Regions from separate parts of the Homo sapiens genome. Here region 1 is linked to region 2. Evidence: chromatin loops called from intact Hi-C (ENCODE). Cell type or tissue: PC-3. All regions are shown on one strand.

The links. A loop is a pair of places that touch in the nucleus more often than their neighbours do. Peaks named below come from ENCODE experiments on the same cell type or tissue, not always from the same donor. Only the 100,000 strongest peaks of a DNase experiment are listed, where the experiment ranks them.
Region 1: a loop joins it to region 2, with 4 times the contacts of the local background. A loop is called at or near these places in 2 of 110 quality-filtered maps.

Annotation. Positions count from the first base shown.
Region 1 is chr5:93,189,166-93,197,165 of GRCh38, forward strand. LOC105379083 (a long non-coding RNA gene) reads right to left here and starts at 2,024. Exons shown (of 3, transcript XR_007058869.1): 1 at 1,906-2,024. RefSeq lists an enhancer at 1,195-2,482. In PC-3, no CTCF peak of the experiment used is centred here; DNase peaks (open chromatin) are centred at 846 and 3,126; H3K4me3 peaks cover 923 bases; H3K27ac peaks cover 5,074 bases.
Region 2 is chr5:93,088,181-93,096,180 of GRCh38, forward strand. No RefSeq gene overlaps it. Among named protein-coding and RNA genes, the nearest start is that of LINC02058, 150 kb to the left of the region's middle. In PC-3, a CTCF peak has its summit at 4,295 (motif pointing right); a DNase peak (open chromatin) is centred at 4,321; H3K27ac peaks cover 512 bases.

The DNA.
Region 1 (8,000 bases), 100 kb after region 2:
GAAAGAATTGTTTTTACCATGGAAGATATGAATGGCCCACTAGAAAAGGACAGATTGGCATTGTCGGAGAGAAGAGATAACTCCCAGAGAAAAGGCTGTAAGTATTTGAGAGGTGATGAGATCCAGAGCACAGGCAGGGGCTTGGCCATTGGTCCCAGGTTTGCTCTATCCGTTAACAAGGAAAGAACAGATACAGGTGTGAAAGCAAGCAGGTTCCCATGCATGACAGCAGGAAGATGAGAGCTAATTTCATCTCAAAACTCTTGGAGTTGTAATTAACACCATATTCTTTAACTCATGCCAAAAGGATATAGTTTACATCTGTGTCAGTCAGGATACGCTATGTATTGTAGTGGTAATAGACAATCCCAGATCTCAATGGCTAACAGTAACAAGAGTGTTTTTCCCATTCACACTGTTGTGCCTATCACAAATCAGCTATAACTTGACTCCACTTTGCCCTTTACCTGGAACTTTGCTGATGGTCATTCACTGGGAAAAGGGAATAATCCAACTATGCTTTTACTCTTCTGCCTGAAAGTGACATACCTCACTTCTGCTCATACTTCGCTGGCTAAACCACATCAAAATGGCATGCCTGAGTTAAATAGTGCAGGAATGTATAACCTTCCTACAGGAAGAGACATTGCAGAGGAGGAAAGCCGTGGGTGAAGAGTTACACAATCTATGACAAGTCCTATAAATAGTTCATTCATGTCTTTTAGTTAGTAAGTCTGAGGCAAAGCTAATATCCCAAGTCATGGATTTTTTTTTACTCCTGTGACTACCTATTCTCCACATCCATGCTTGCTAGACTAAAATGACTAACAATTACTCATGTATTCTAGAGCCTTCACTGAGCTATTACCATTAGCTAAGCTGTCATTCCAGCTGTAGCTCTAGTCTTCCCTTGGAAGACAGATGGTTACAGGTGGTTTCTGCCATTCAGTCATTGAATAAGTATTTACTATACACTAGCTCTATCGAGGTCAGTAAGATCCAGCCCTACTATAAAGGAAAGTATTATATTTTCCACATGTTTAATGGGTAAAATATACTCTTTATGATCTCATTCATGTGGTTGAATATCTCCTAGGTTTGAGAAAACTATTGGAAAACATTAAATGTGCAATATAGGTGTTGACCCGTAAATTGAATTATGCATTCACTATATCTTATGATTTTCTCTTTCTTGGAGAAGAAGTGCCTGTGAGAAGTTCTATCCTTTGGAATTGTGCCAGAATTGTGCCATTTTTACTCAAAACAACATAACAAGTGGAAAAAAATTAATCACTTTATTAATTAATTGGAAAACTGTGTGGGATAGACACATTGGGGGAACGCTATAAGATTGAGCCTTGCTCTGCTAAGGTTCAAAATGCAGAAAGATTATTTTAAGTTGTAGAATTTGGTAACAGACAAGAGAAAGAAAGCAAGGTGGAATTAGCTCATCTATAAATAAAGAAATATAAGACTTCCATAAGCCTTGCATAAATTTAAACACCCTCATTGATAATTGACCAGCATAGCAATAAGATAGCAGAATATTTTCTAGCAAATACAGTTTACCCTTTAAACAAAGTTCTTGGTGGTATTTTTCTATATTTAAAATGATTCCTGTCCAGGGCATATTGCTACTTTGTATTCCTCTTGATATTTTCATTTAAAAGAGAGCCGCTGTGCAAAATAATGTCCTTGTCTGTCCCTTCCTCATACAAACCTCCAATCAAATTTAATAAAGCTAGTTTGATACAATGCCAGCCTACACTTGGTTTACCCTTGGTCGACTTTAATAGGGTCAAAAATATTTTCGCATTGGCAGTGTACGCATTAATCATTTTTCCAGAAGATTTAGAAAATTGGAAGAGACAAGGCCAAGCAAAATTTTAAATTAATTGGGCCTACCCCAGCCTTCCAGGGTCACCTTGTGGCAGTTGTCCCACATTTTCCAGGTCACGGAGTTCCTGTGTTTCCTACAGCTGCCATGAGGAGAGATCCATGCTGTGGGCACACAAAGGTGAAAGAATTTCTCTCAGAAAGTGCGAATTTTCCTACGGCAACCACAACAATTGCAGTTTCCAGATTGTCGCCAGACACCAACCACTTAAATAATGCATGCTCGGCTGACGCCTCCACTTGTGCATTTTCTAATCGAGTAGTCAGGAAAATTTGCAAACACTCTGTCATTTACCATAAATCCACTGCCTACTCATAACTACAGAGTAATTAATTTTAGTGCTGCTCAGAATTATTAATTTCAGCCAGAAAAAATCTCTTTTCACAACTGCCATGTCCCCCATTTTATTTTCTTCCACCAATATTCATCAAAAAGGTTGAAACGGTTTTCTCATAGGAGAAAGCTTATTCAGAGTAATGTTATTGAGAGTCTAGTGTAATAGCAGTAACGGAATCTATATTTCTGGGTCTAATCCACAATCATGTGTCCAGAGTGTCCGGCTGACTCACCAGATGAAATTGGCAACATAAAATGAAGGCTTTTATGGAAGAAATGGTATAGTAGTCCGTAAAGCCTTACTATGTGATAGACAATCAACCTCAGAGTTTGGTTCTTCTAATATAAGGTAGTAATCATCTATACCCTCAGTTCAGAAAACACCTTCAGCCTTTTAAGAAAATTAGCAAATATTATTTTCCACTTGTTAAATAATCTTAGCATTTGACCAAAAAGAAAGTAAGAATCTTTATCAAGTTCAAAAATAACTTGTAGTGGAATACACAATTACGAATACACTGGAATAAAATTCTCAGCAATCACGTGTATATCTAACATACACAGAATGAAAATTGAGCATTAAATATGGTGCATTTTCTCTTGATAAAGCTAAATCGGGCACTCTCATTTGACATTAGTTCCCTGCTAAAGCAGCTGCATAATATGCCATAAGAATGTCCATATTATAAATAGGTAATGAGCATGAGAAAATTGGTACAGCTTTGTTTGACTAATGGCCAGATCGCTCCCTATCAGTAGCAGGAACACATAGCTAGCACAAGTATTGGCACTTTAATTGCCATGGAAGATTTCGTTTCCACTTTCTACTGCATGAATGATCAAGAAAAAAATGAAGGAAAAGTAAACTAACATCTAAAGCTGTAAACATGACTCACTGGGAAATCAGACATGGTTAAGTAAATTCCAGGATGTTTGTGGTTATCTGGGTCTAAACACTGCTGATAGTTCTGACTGCTCTTATTTTTAACTGTTTTTCCCCTGGGTGCTTCTTAGCCCAAGTGCATTCTTATAAAGACCTTCAACCTTTGATTATGAACACTCTCTGATTGCAGTATAGCAAAGAAGAGATGTGTCAGTACTAATGAGACTACCTAGTAGAATACAAAATGCTCTCACCAAGACCAAAACCTAGTGAGAAACTAACGACTGAAGAGCAAGGGTGACAAAACCTGACATTGTTTCCATCTTTATGTGTATCTTTTCTTCATAAGGTAGAGTCATTTTGAGATGATGTAACTACAGTTATATTAAAATTAGAAAGTTCCTAAAAGAGATCAAGTCACTGACACATAGAAAAAGATCATAAACAGGAAAAATGTGTCAGAAGGGAGTTTTTAAAATAATCTTTTTGAACCTCAGAACTATATGGGAATCTTGAGGCAATTGACACACTTGTGGAGAGTTAAAAAGAGTCACCTAAAACCTTAGGCTCAGTAGCATCTGCCCCACCTGGCAATCTGTTAGAAATGCAGACACTCAGTCCCCACCCCACACCTACTGAATCTGAATCTGCATGTTGACAAGATCCAGGTAATTCACGAGTGCATTAAAGTTTGAGAAGCACCAGTCTAAAACATCGTTGTAGAAGGTAAAGAAATTTCACAAATATTTCACAAATCATTGCCAAAAATCAGCTTGCCACTTCTATTTCAAGCTAACTAATTGCCTTCTAGGTCTACGCTTCTTTTTTTCTCCCTCAAGTTTTTCACACACACTAATAACCTTGTTCCAGACAAGGATACAATGAGCACGTCTTCAAGAAATGCATCTTCATTTCAAGTCAAGGCTGGGCCAACATAAGAATCAAGCAAAGAAAATGAAAAAGCTAACATCTCTGTTGTGCTATTAAAGGTTCTGGGTTTATATCCATGGGTCATCTCACCTCTCCCAATCTGGCCTCTTGTTTAGAGTGACAGATTTAACAAACATGTCTTTGAAACTGTAATTTTTTATTTTCTTGGTTATGGGGCAAAGCCCCAAGATTACTCTCAAACTGATGAAACAAAATTATCTATTTAAAAAAATTATTCAATTGCCTGGACTATGATAAAAGCCCATAAGGAAAAGGGAGAAAAAAGGAGAAAAAAAGGAACGTTTTTTAAATCACTGTGATAAATAATTCAAACATTGTATAACTAATCCGGAAAGTGAACAGAGTTCAACCCCATTAATTAGTCATTACAAACTACTGATTTGTACAATAACATCAGTGGTGCTTCTGAAGTAAAATACTAAGGAGTTATGTCCAGGGTGGAGCTAAGATACAGGACTTTTCCAAACACATGAATTTTTGCTGGAAAGATTTGCAACTAAATTGAGCCACTATTGAAACTCTACATTGTTTAATTTTATTTTTTTCGATTAATCACATACATTTAAATTTTAATTCATGATATTTTGTTAAAAGCATTATTGTGCGATCTTCACTGTATTTTGACAGAAAGCTGAATTCTTGTTCACAAGTATAGGATTTGTTTAGCTCCAGGCATCTGTGTTTGGATTACAAGAATGCTGATTGGTTCACTGCCAGGGGCACCCAGAGGTCAAGCTGTCCTTTTTAAAAGTCTCTCTCTCTCTCCCCTACCCCCCTTTTTTGTCTCATTAATCAGAGTTAAAAGACAGTGGAAAAAGCAATGACTTGAAATCATTTAATTCTTTTTCAAGGCTATTTTTAAAAGCAGAACTCAATGTTGGTGTGAGGTCGAGTCACGTGAGTGCAGATCACACTGGCACACTTCGGACAGGTGACCTGAAACCTTTCAAAATGACATCTGTCACAGAGACAGACACAAGTTTTTTAGCCCAAGAGCTTGTTTCCTGACATTTCATTTTTCATCAGATTTTGAGAGAAGGGAAAAAAGATGAACTTGAAAAAGTCTTGCCAGGGGCAGAAATTAAGATCAGGCTTTCTGCAGCTGCCTGACTCACCTTTAAAGGTTAAAGGTCTAGCAAAAGTGAACAAAAAAGATCTCAGCTTGATGTTATTGGATAAAAGGACATGTTATTACTTTAAATATGTTTCTGAGACTTGCATAACCATTAGGCAGCATTACAGGAGAAATGGAATCAGAGTGAGATTACAGACCCATTTTAAATCCCAATTTTAGAGTTTAGTCATGGAGCAAATCAAATCCAACCTCACCCATTCATCTGGCACAAAAGATGAAATCCACAGGTGCATGAATTTTCTCAAGAATTGAATAATTTCCTGCTCCTATGATATTGAAATGGCTACTGAAATTTAGACAAGGTATAGAAATTCTTACTTTGGAGTAGAAAGACTTCTGCACTAAAATATCTACATGGTTTATCTTGACTAAAAACATTAGGGAAAACATATGCTTTTGAATAATCAAAAGAGAAAATAATTGGGAGTCAGAAAAATACATGGGCTATAGTATTAGCTCTAGTAAAAATGTGAACTTGGGCAAGTGATATTTTCATTTCAGTTTTATCTTCTATAAAATGGGGGAAATAATATCTATCTCATGGAGTCCCAGCGAGGATAAAACAGGAATTATCCTAATGTAATTGCATGCTGCCAAATATAAAATAGTGTATCCATGGGTGGAAACCATATTAGCCTCATCTTTTTCTTTCAAGTCCTGAATACAGAACCTGACAAACGCAGCATTTGATAAATGGCTCTTGATTTGAAACGGAAGGTACTACTTTCTTTATTATTAGTTAATCTATTATTTTTAAAACTGAATCCAAGAGATTTTTCAATGAGAAACAGCATGATTAGAGGTTGGGAAATGTTTTGTTTTGTTTGTTGGCTTTTTAGATTATCTCCAAATAAGGATATATGAGCAAGAACACTAAGCGACTAAGCATAGTTCAGTTGATATAATTTTCAATTCTATGGAACCAGGCAAATCAAACTTATTTGGGACAGAATTGTTCATATTTTCCAAAATAATGGTTCATATATTGCCAACTGGGTAACGTTACCTTGACTATCAAATGAGGAATTTGATGCTCATCTTAGCCAAAATGCTCATCTTAGTATACAATCTGAGAAAATACAGAATTAACTGGCTAAGTAACAGGAGCTAAATATTCTAGATCTGGTCAATTCTTTGTGAAAACCAGGCTCATCTTGATAAGCACACCATCATAGCAGTCTCAAAATACTGACTATTTGTATATTCTACTGACAACTCCTTCCTACAAAAATAGGACATTATCATTGTAAACAGGGCTTACACATTTATGATACTTAACTTACAATACTTATTAAACTATTCAACAAGTTAAGAGGAAAGTGCATGGCAGGATTAAGGCCCACAAACCTGGATATTTGGATATGACATCTACTCTTGTAGGTGAATTGGGATCCAGAACTTCCTGCCCCACTGATAATCCTACTTTTAAATCTTTTTTTCTATTCTACTGTTTAACACGCTTTCCACTAACACATATAAGTAAGTGAAACTAATGTGCAAGGTTTTCATGTCAGAGAAATCTAGTTGTACTAGTTCGTTTACACACTCCTGATAAAGACATATCTGAGACTAATTTATAAATAAAAAGAGGTTTAATGGTGTGGCTGGGGAGGCCTCACAATCATGGCAGAAGGTGAAAGGCACATCTTACATGGTGGCAGACAAGAGAGAATGAGAGCCAAGTGAAAGGGTTTCCCCTTATATAACCATCAGATCTCGTGAGACTTATTCACTACCATGAGAACAATATGGGGTAAACTGCCCCCACGAGTCAATTATCTCCCACCCGGTCCCTCAAACAACATGTGGGAATTATGGGAGCTACAATTCAAGATGAGATTTGGCGGGGGGCTATAGAGCCAAACCATATCACTAGTAGTACATGTTTTGAAATATATATCAATGAGACCATATTTATATGGTCCAGTTCTTATTTGAGAACAGATTCTGTTCTTCCTTTAAGTAAAATTATTATCATATTATTAATACATACTTCAGTTCTTGGTTTTGAGAAGAGACTCCACAAAAATAGTGAAAATAAGCTGGATCCTTGAATTTATTTTTTAAGCTCCTCTGGGTTTCCTTAAGAAATCATTGCCTGTTGCTATTTTGGAGAAGTTGTCTAGCTTTTATAGTTCACAGTCACTCTGGATTATTTTCCTGACAAGCCTGAGAAAAGCTTTCTTATACAAATTTATTCATTTTAGTTTGTTTTATGAGATATTTTCTGCATGCTTTGGATACTCAATAGTTCTTTTGACAACAACTATTTTAGTACTGATCACGAAAGAAAAACGCATGAAAATTTTGTTCTATACTACCTGGAACTTAAAAGTATAGACATTTCTAAAGAAAAACTACAAAAAAATTCCTCCAGTAATCTTTGTTGTACTTTAGACATATCTCCAGCCTTACTTAACATTGTAATTTCCTTTTTTTAGATTAATTAATGTGTTATATTGGATCATAATCTGTTTTTGTCTTTCAATATTCTTTTCCTCAATTCTTGCTGCAATTTCCAATACCAGATTTTAAAGGGGCAAATACATTTTTATTATTTCTACACTTGTGTGTAATCTGAGGTACATAATCTGTACATGTGTGCTTCTTAGGTAGTTACTTATTCACAATGACACAGAATTTAGGTACTAGAGTTTATAAGGGCTACTTGATATCCAAGAACAGGCTGGACTCATTTATGAGACTTTTAAAGGCATTCTTCTTCAAAACAAAAAGTTATATTGTTCTAACATCATGTGAACTAAAGTGCCAGAGTTCAATTTCAGTTCAGACGTAGA
Region 2 (8,000 bases):
GTGAAACTTTATGAGCATGTTCCATATTTTATCATCCAAGTCACTGATAAAATGTTAAATATTACCATCCTAGACAGACCCCTGCAGAACATCATTTTATGTGTCCTTTTAGTTGCCTCTGAAACATTAATAACTTCTCATTGAATATGATCCTTGAACCAATCTGTACCCAACCAAGAGCCAGAAGTGTACTTCCCTAGATTGATAGTGCTATTTTAAATCTATATGCTACAACCCTGAGAAAGGAATTTTGTACTCTTCTAGCCTCTTCAGAGATAGAAAAGATTTTAATTTTATCAGCTTAAAACTGACCAGTCAACACATGCCAAACAATAACCCCGGATAATTTAGCACTCTTCATAAATGTGATATTTTCAAAAGCTATAAAAAAGAACTCCCTATTAATAACTCTGACTATAAAGGTTCATCACAGGCTACTATTCTTCCCTCTTTGAACTTAACGACAACTCAAGTCAATGCCCTCCTTTTTTCTTTTGTTGCAGCTGCTATTGGGTTGGAAAAGACTGTTGTTGGAAAGGACTGTTGTCCAGGCTCCAAAAAGTCCAGACAAGGTCTCCAGAGACTCTCTATTTTTCCTCCAGATCCTTTTACTGACATTAATGATGAAGCAGCTTTGTCTGTGTCTCTGCCTTGGTTAGCAATGCCTTAGTGACAGGGCAGCTCCAGATGCATTAGATCAGCAGCTGATGCCATCATGCGAATGTCTAACACTTACTTTAGGTAGGTGACACTTCTTAATATTCAATCCTGTCTTCACAATGTCGACTTGTCCCACCATAGATGGGTGTTCTTTTTATCATTATTTTTGAGACTGTTAATGTTTTTGCTTGTAATTCCTCTAAAGAGCGTTTAAGAAAAAATAATTATTTATAACCTTTAATGCTAGGAGGGTAGTGTAGTTTGCCTGGAAGAATATGCATCACAGAGTTCTTGTTTAGAAATGGTAATTAATTTTACAGTCAACAGTAGTGTGACACACTGTCTCTGACTAGACGTCCACCATGGCTTCCTGCCAGTCCTTTGGAAGAATATTAATTGACGTCCAGTGCTAAGCAGTCTCTTTGCTGTGTATTTAAATGAAACAAAGTGCTTTAAATTAAACAAATACATTCTAAACTTGCATATTCAATACAAGTTCTGTATCTTGATAGCGCCAAAATACACATTTGGTTTATATCTTTATTTTTCCTCTTTTTTTTTTTTTGTTCTCGTTCTTATACTCCTGACTCTTATAGAGCCCTATTATTTGCCTTTCTTAATTTTAACTCACTGCTTTTCTTCTAACTTCTTACAATATCTGCTTGGGGTGAATTTCTACAACAAATACTCTATTTCTCCAACAATCCTGAACAATTTACTCCTAGGTTACTGATCTTTCTCTTTGCAAGGTTTTTCAAGTGACAATCTTCAACAATTTTAGTAACAATGTGTATAGAGTGCTTATTAATTTGCTAAGGATGCCAGATTAAGTTACATGGTGAACATATTTAAAAATAATAATAACAAAATTTTAAATGACCTTGACAATTAGAGAATTGGGCACATAAACTAGATTTAGTTTCATGGGAAAATTACATGATCATTCATGCTGAGGGGAGAAAAACAGTCCACGAATTGAGGGTGGGAAGTAACAGTTAGATAAAATGGGGTTGGGGTAGGGAGGAAGAGGCCTGCTTCTATATAGCCAATGGCCAGGATGATGAATTGGGTATGATGAAACCAAGATACTCAGATGTGGAAATTGGAACATCACACAGCATGTAAAAAATACATTCTCTATTTTATTAATCTGTTAGGTTTAAAAAAAAAACTAGAATTTTTTAAAACAAAACTAACAGATTAATAAATTAGAGATTTATTAATCTCTAATATCATATAAGCTACTGCAATCCCCAGCTTATAGGATAAGAATGCTGGAAAAATTCAGGTAGAAAAAGTAGCATTTAAAATGAAGGTTCATTGGTACAGGTATGTATATTCTCTATGTTCACACAAAAATCAGGTGATGGAGTTTTTCATAATATTCATCACCTGTTTTAAAGCAAACACAAGAGTCATCTGTAATCTACATGATTTTGTTTGGAAAAACATTTTGTGAATTAAGTTAGATCATCTAACTACATTATTCACATAATAATATAATTTTAGATCTGGCAGTAAATACCTTTCTTCTTCTTTTTTTTTTCTTTATACAGCAGTAGAAGACTTTCTTCATTTAAAATCTTACAGGAAATCCCTGTGTTCAAAAGGAAAAAAAAAATCAGTAGGGGATCTGGAGCCCAGCCAGCACTGTCCTCTTTCTCCCAAGAGGGGAAAACTGATCCAAACCGAGGTCCGAACTGGATGGACTCCTCGAGAATCAGAACTTCAATACCAGTGACGTAATTGGAACCCAGGTCCCTGGCCCCCCAGTTCTGGGCTCTTTCTACTATTCGACGCTGCCTCCTGCAAAACGTGTCCTATTTTGAGGCACCCTTGTTTATCACAGATTTGTTGTACTCCCCTTTTTTTGCAGTCTTTGAAATTTCTTTTCTCGTGTTCTCTCACTTATTTCCCAAAAGCCATTTGTTATGTAACAGATGAATATGTGTTCCTGTTTATAAATATTCTACAGTAAGTCAAGAAAATGTGGGGAAATAGGGGGAAAAGGCTAATAGGACCTTCAAACCCTCTATCTGGAAATGTCGGGAATCTAGACTGTGTCTAAGGGGCAAAGGTCACAAAAGAAGAACAAAGCCAGGAAGCTGAACCTGGTCTTGTATGTTTGGATCCCATCTCATTCGTTTTTCCCTTCATTTTCAGTCTGTCCAAAATTAGGATGTTTGGTGTTATGGAGGTTCACCTGGGAAAAATCAGGAGGCCGCCGAGTGTAACTGTGGGATGGCATCACAGTAAGCAAGAAGCTTAAAATCTAATCCATTACCAGGGAATTGAATCCAGGGAACATGGCTTCATTAAAGACTACGACTTTATAAATAACTACACATAAATAGACCGCTTTGCCTTAGAGAATAATATATTTCAAAATTATTATCTACTTAAAATATTTTACCTAAAAGAATTCACAATTAGCTTTCAATATTTAAACAGTACATTAGAAATGGAATGATTATAAATATCAGAAACAAAAGCCACTTCATTACAGTATGAACATATGCTAACATACCACATACTGCTTTTGAATTTAATAATAATATAGTTTATCTTTTTTTAACTGACATAAGGGTTTTGATAATAGCTAATATAAATATATGAAATGTCAAATTTAGAAGATAGTGCTTAAACATTTGTCTCTTAGAGAGTATTGTTAAACTTAACTTTTATTAACTCTGAGAATCAAAGAGAAATATGGTGATGCTAGTGAACGTTTGAAAATCTTTTATTTTATCACTTTTAATGCATGTTTAATATTTAACATTCATCTTATTACAGTCAGGAATTGTGAAATGCTTGTGCTGTTTCTAAACAGTTTTAAAGTTCAATGCACAGTCACAATTCAGAGGGGAGATTTCACACATTTATGGAAAATAAGCCATTTTTGCAGTAAAGTTGCAAAGTGTGAAAGAATTCTTGTTTTATCTGCCTTACTTATCATGTTTATGAATTATTTTGCCTGGAAGTAAATTGACAAGTTGTCAATGAACAATAGAAAGTGCCCCAGCTAGGCTTTTCACAGGTTCAGATGCCTTTGGGCAAAAGGGCTAAATCTGTAGTTGCAATCTAGCATATGGAGCACTGAAAAAAGTGGCAACAGGGTGAGAGACATTCCCTGCAAAATGCATGCGGTTGTTGCTCTCTAACCAATCTGCTTGGACCACTGTACATTATGAATTCAGGTACCATCGTCTTGCCATACAGGAATAGGATTCCTTGCCTCCATATAATAATTTGTTTCTGTTTTATCCTAGTTTACTTTGGTCTACTTTGTCATTTTGAACTATTTTAATTCTCCAAATGATTATTATTAAATATTCATCTTTAGTAATAAAAAGCCATTTCCCTATTCTAGGTGACTGTCTATTGGAAACTTCCCACAGAATCCCATAGGAAGGAAAACAATCTCAGAGACCCTTTTTTCAGTGGGTAAGGGTAGACCTTGACTTCCGCCTTTAACCACCACATTTTAGGATTACCTGGCTATAACATTTCATGTCCTTTTCTCCCATCTCATGTTTTTCACAATGCTATTTTGAGACTATTTTATGATAACTCATACAGCTGAATAAATTACTAAACAGCTAAGTGGGCTTTCAGTAGATGGCACTCTTTGTTCTGAATCAGCCCAATATTGTTTTGCCACTTCACTGAAAGGCCAGCTGTTCTTTGAAGCTCCTGCCTTCCAGATATGCCACTCTCTAAGACACAGGGATGTGGTTTAGGGTAAAAGTTATGGCTGGGATTTCTAACCCAAGAAACAAGAAGGACACAAAAGACAGCCTCATGAATAAGAGTTCATTAGGAAAAAAAAAAAAGCTGAAGTTTGAATATGAGAAAAGCCAAGTCCGGTGTCAGTTATGGATGTGGTTAGACTCATAGAGCCAAGAGTTTTAATGTAGACTTGAAATAAGCTCAGAGAAAGTGCATGTTAGAAAGAAGTGACGTGGAAGGTGACTGGGATTTTATAGGAAAATCTAAAAGTGATGATTACTGACCTTGATGGGCCAGCCAGCTCATGGTGTATGGGAGGGTCAGGCCAGACAAAGCAGGAGTATATTTCTGCTCTCTAGTGGTTTCTTGTTTATCACACACCCCTTTTCTATCTGTCTCCACAGTCATTGATGATTCTTGCCCCTGGTTTGCACTCTTTTCCTAATCTCCAGGCATCATCTTGTGTCACTTCCACACTAAGTAGATGATCTCTTTAGTACTTGTAAGTCTCCTCCATTGGGAGCTTCTCTAGCCTTTCATCTTCATTTCATTGTAACAATGTCGTGGCCACATCCTGGACCTTGTCTCCACTTACAAAATAATTCACTCAGAGAGTGGGATCTCCTGCTCTATTCACAGTGTTATAATGTATGGATAGTGTTATAATGGGTTCCTGCTACTGTGTTGCCTCAAAACCTACTCTTCACGTTTAATATATTCCCCAACACGTCAACCCCCGCCTACTTAGGTTCCAACTCCAACTACCTGCATTAATCTCACTGTTAACGTAATAATTTTAATGACAATATTACCAAAACCTCCAATTCACTCACTCCCATAAGGCAATGTACAGTGGAAAAGAACATTCCTGGAATCAGAGAGTACTACAGGCTTTTGCCACTTTTGAAAACCTGCTATTTCAAACTTTGTTCATCTGTAAATTAGACTCAATGTCTAACAAATACCTTTTTTATTGAGAAATTGCTGCTGCTTTAATGAAATAACACAGATAATATCTCTTCAGACCAGTTTCTTCTCCATCGTCTTCCCTTACTCTTCTGCTGTAACCATCCTGAAAATTCCACATCAGGAATGAGCCCTTCTATTCATTTTTATCTACTCCTGTTCCTAGGCTTCTGAAGGCACCCAGGAAAATCTCTTAACTGTGCTAATAATTTTTGCAAATTTAGGAATTTCTACTAATTCTTTTTTTTGTGTTCATGAAGTAATTTACTTATTTATTTATTATACTTTAAGTTCTAGGGTACATGTGCACAGCCTGCAGGTTTGTTACATATGTATACATGTGCCATGTTGGTGTGCTGCACCCATTAACTCGTCATTTACATTAGGTGTATCTCCTAATGCTATCCCTCCCCTCTCCCCCACCCCACGAAAGGCACCAGTATGTGATGTTACCCTTCCTGTGTCCAAGTGTGCTCATTGTTCAATTCCCACCTATGAGTGAGAACATGCAGTGTTTGGTTTTTTGTCCTTGCAATAGTTTGCTGAGAATGATGGTTTCCAGTTTCATCCATGTCCCTACAAAGGACATTAACTCATCCTTTTTTATGGCTGCATAGTATTCCATGGTGTGTATATGCCACATTTTCTTAATCCAGTCTATCATTGACGGACATTTGGGTTGGTTCCAAGTCTTTGCTATTGTGAATAATGCCGCAATAAACATACGTGTGCATGTGTCTTTATAGCAGCATGATTTATAATCCTTTGGGTATATACCCAGTAATGGGATGGCTGAGTCAAATGGTATTTCTAGTTCTAGATCCCTGAGGAATTGCCACACTGACTTCCACAATGGTTGAACTAGTTTACAGTCCCACCAACAGTGTAAAACTGTTCCTATTTCTCCACGTCCTCTCCATACCTGTTGTTTCCTGACTTTTTAATGAACACCATTCTAACTGGTGTGAGATGGTATTTCATTGTGGTTTTGATTTGCATTTCTCTGATGGCCAGTGATGATGAGCATTTTTTCATGTGTCTGTTGGCTGCATAAATATCTTCTTTTGAGAAGTGTCTGTTCATATCCTTTGCCCACTTTTTGATGGTGTTGTTTTTTTCTTGTAAATTTGTTTGAGTTCTTTGTAGATACTGGATATTAGCCCTTTGACAGATGAGTAGATTGCAAAAATTTTCTCCCATTCTGTAGGTTGCCTGTTCACTCTGATGGTAGTTTCTTTTGCTGTGAAGAAGCTCTTTAGTTTAATTAGATCCCACTCGTCAATTTTGGCTTTTGTTGCCATTGCTTTTGGTGTTTTAGACATGAAGTCCTTGCCCATGCCTATGTCCTGAATGGTATTGCCTAGGTTTTCTTCTAGGATTTTTACGGTTTTAGGTCTAACATTTAAGTCTTTAATCCATCTTGAATTAATTTTTGTATAAGGTGTAAGGAAGGGATCCAGTTTCAGCTTTCTACATATGGCTAGCCAGTTTTCCCAGCACCATTTATTAAATAGGGAATCCTTTCCCTATTTCTTGTTTTTGTCAGGTGTGTCAAAGATCAGATGGTTGTAGATTTGCAGCATTATTTCTGAGGGCTCTGTTCTGTTCCATTGGTCTATATCTCTGTTTTGGTACCAGTACCATGCTGTTTTGGTTACTGTAGCCTTGTAGTATAGTTTGAAGTCAGGTAGCGTGATGCCTCCAGCTTTGTTCTTTTGGCTTAGGATTGACTTGGCAATGTGGGCTCTCTTTTGGTTCCATATGAACTTTAAAGTAGTTTTTTCCAATTCTGTGAAGAAAGTCATTGGTAGCTTGATGGGGATAGCATTGAATCTATAAATAACCTTGGGAAGTATGGCCATTTTCATGATATTAATTCTTCCTATCCATGAGCATGGAATGTTCTTCCATTTGTTTGTGTCCTCTTTTATTTCGTTGAGCAGTGATTTGTAGTTCTCCTTGAAGAGGTCCTTCACATCCCTTGTAAGTTGGATTCCTAGGTATTTTATTCTCTTTGAAGCAATTGTGAATGGGAGTTCATTCATGATTTGGCTCTCTGTTTGTCTGTTATTGGTGTATAAGAATGCTTGTGATTTTTGCACATTGATTTTGCATCCTGAGACTGCTGAGGTTGCTTATCAGCTTAAGGAGATTTTGGGCTGAGACGATGGGGTTTTCTAAATATACAATCATGTCATCTGCAAATAAGGACAATTTGACTTCCTCTTTCCCTAATTGAATACCCTTTATTTCCTTCTCCTGCCTGATTGCCCTGGCCAGAACTTCCAACACTATCTTGAATAGGAGTGGTGAGAGAGGGCATCCCTGTCTTGTGCCAGTTTTCAAAGGGAATGCTTCCAGTTTTTGCCCATTCAGTATGATATTGGCTGTGGGTTTGTCATAGATAGCTCTTATTATTTTGAGATACGTCCCATCAATACCTAATTTATTGAGAGTTTTTAGCCTGAAGCATTGTTGAATTTTGTCAAAGGCCTTTTCTGCATCTATTGAGATAATCATGTGGTTTTTGTCTTTGGTTCTGTTTATATGCTGGATTATGTTTATTGATTTGCATATGTTGAACCAGCCTTGCATCCCAGGGATGAAGCCCACTTGATCATGGTGGATAAGCTTTTACTAATTCT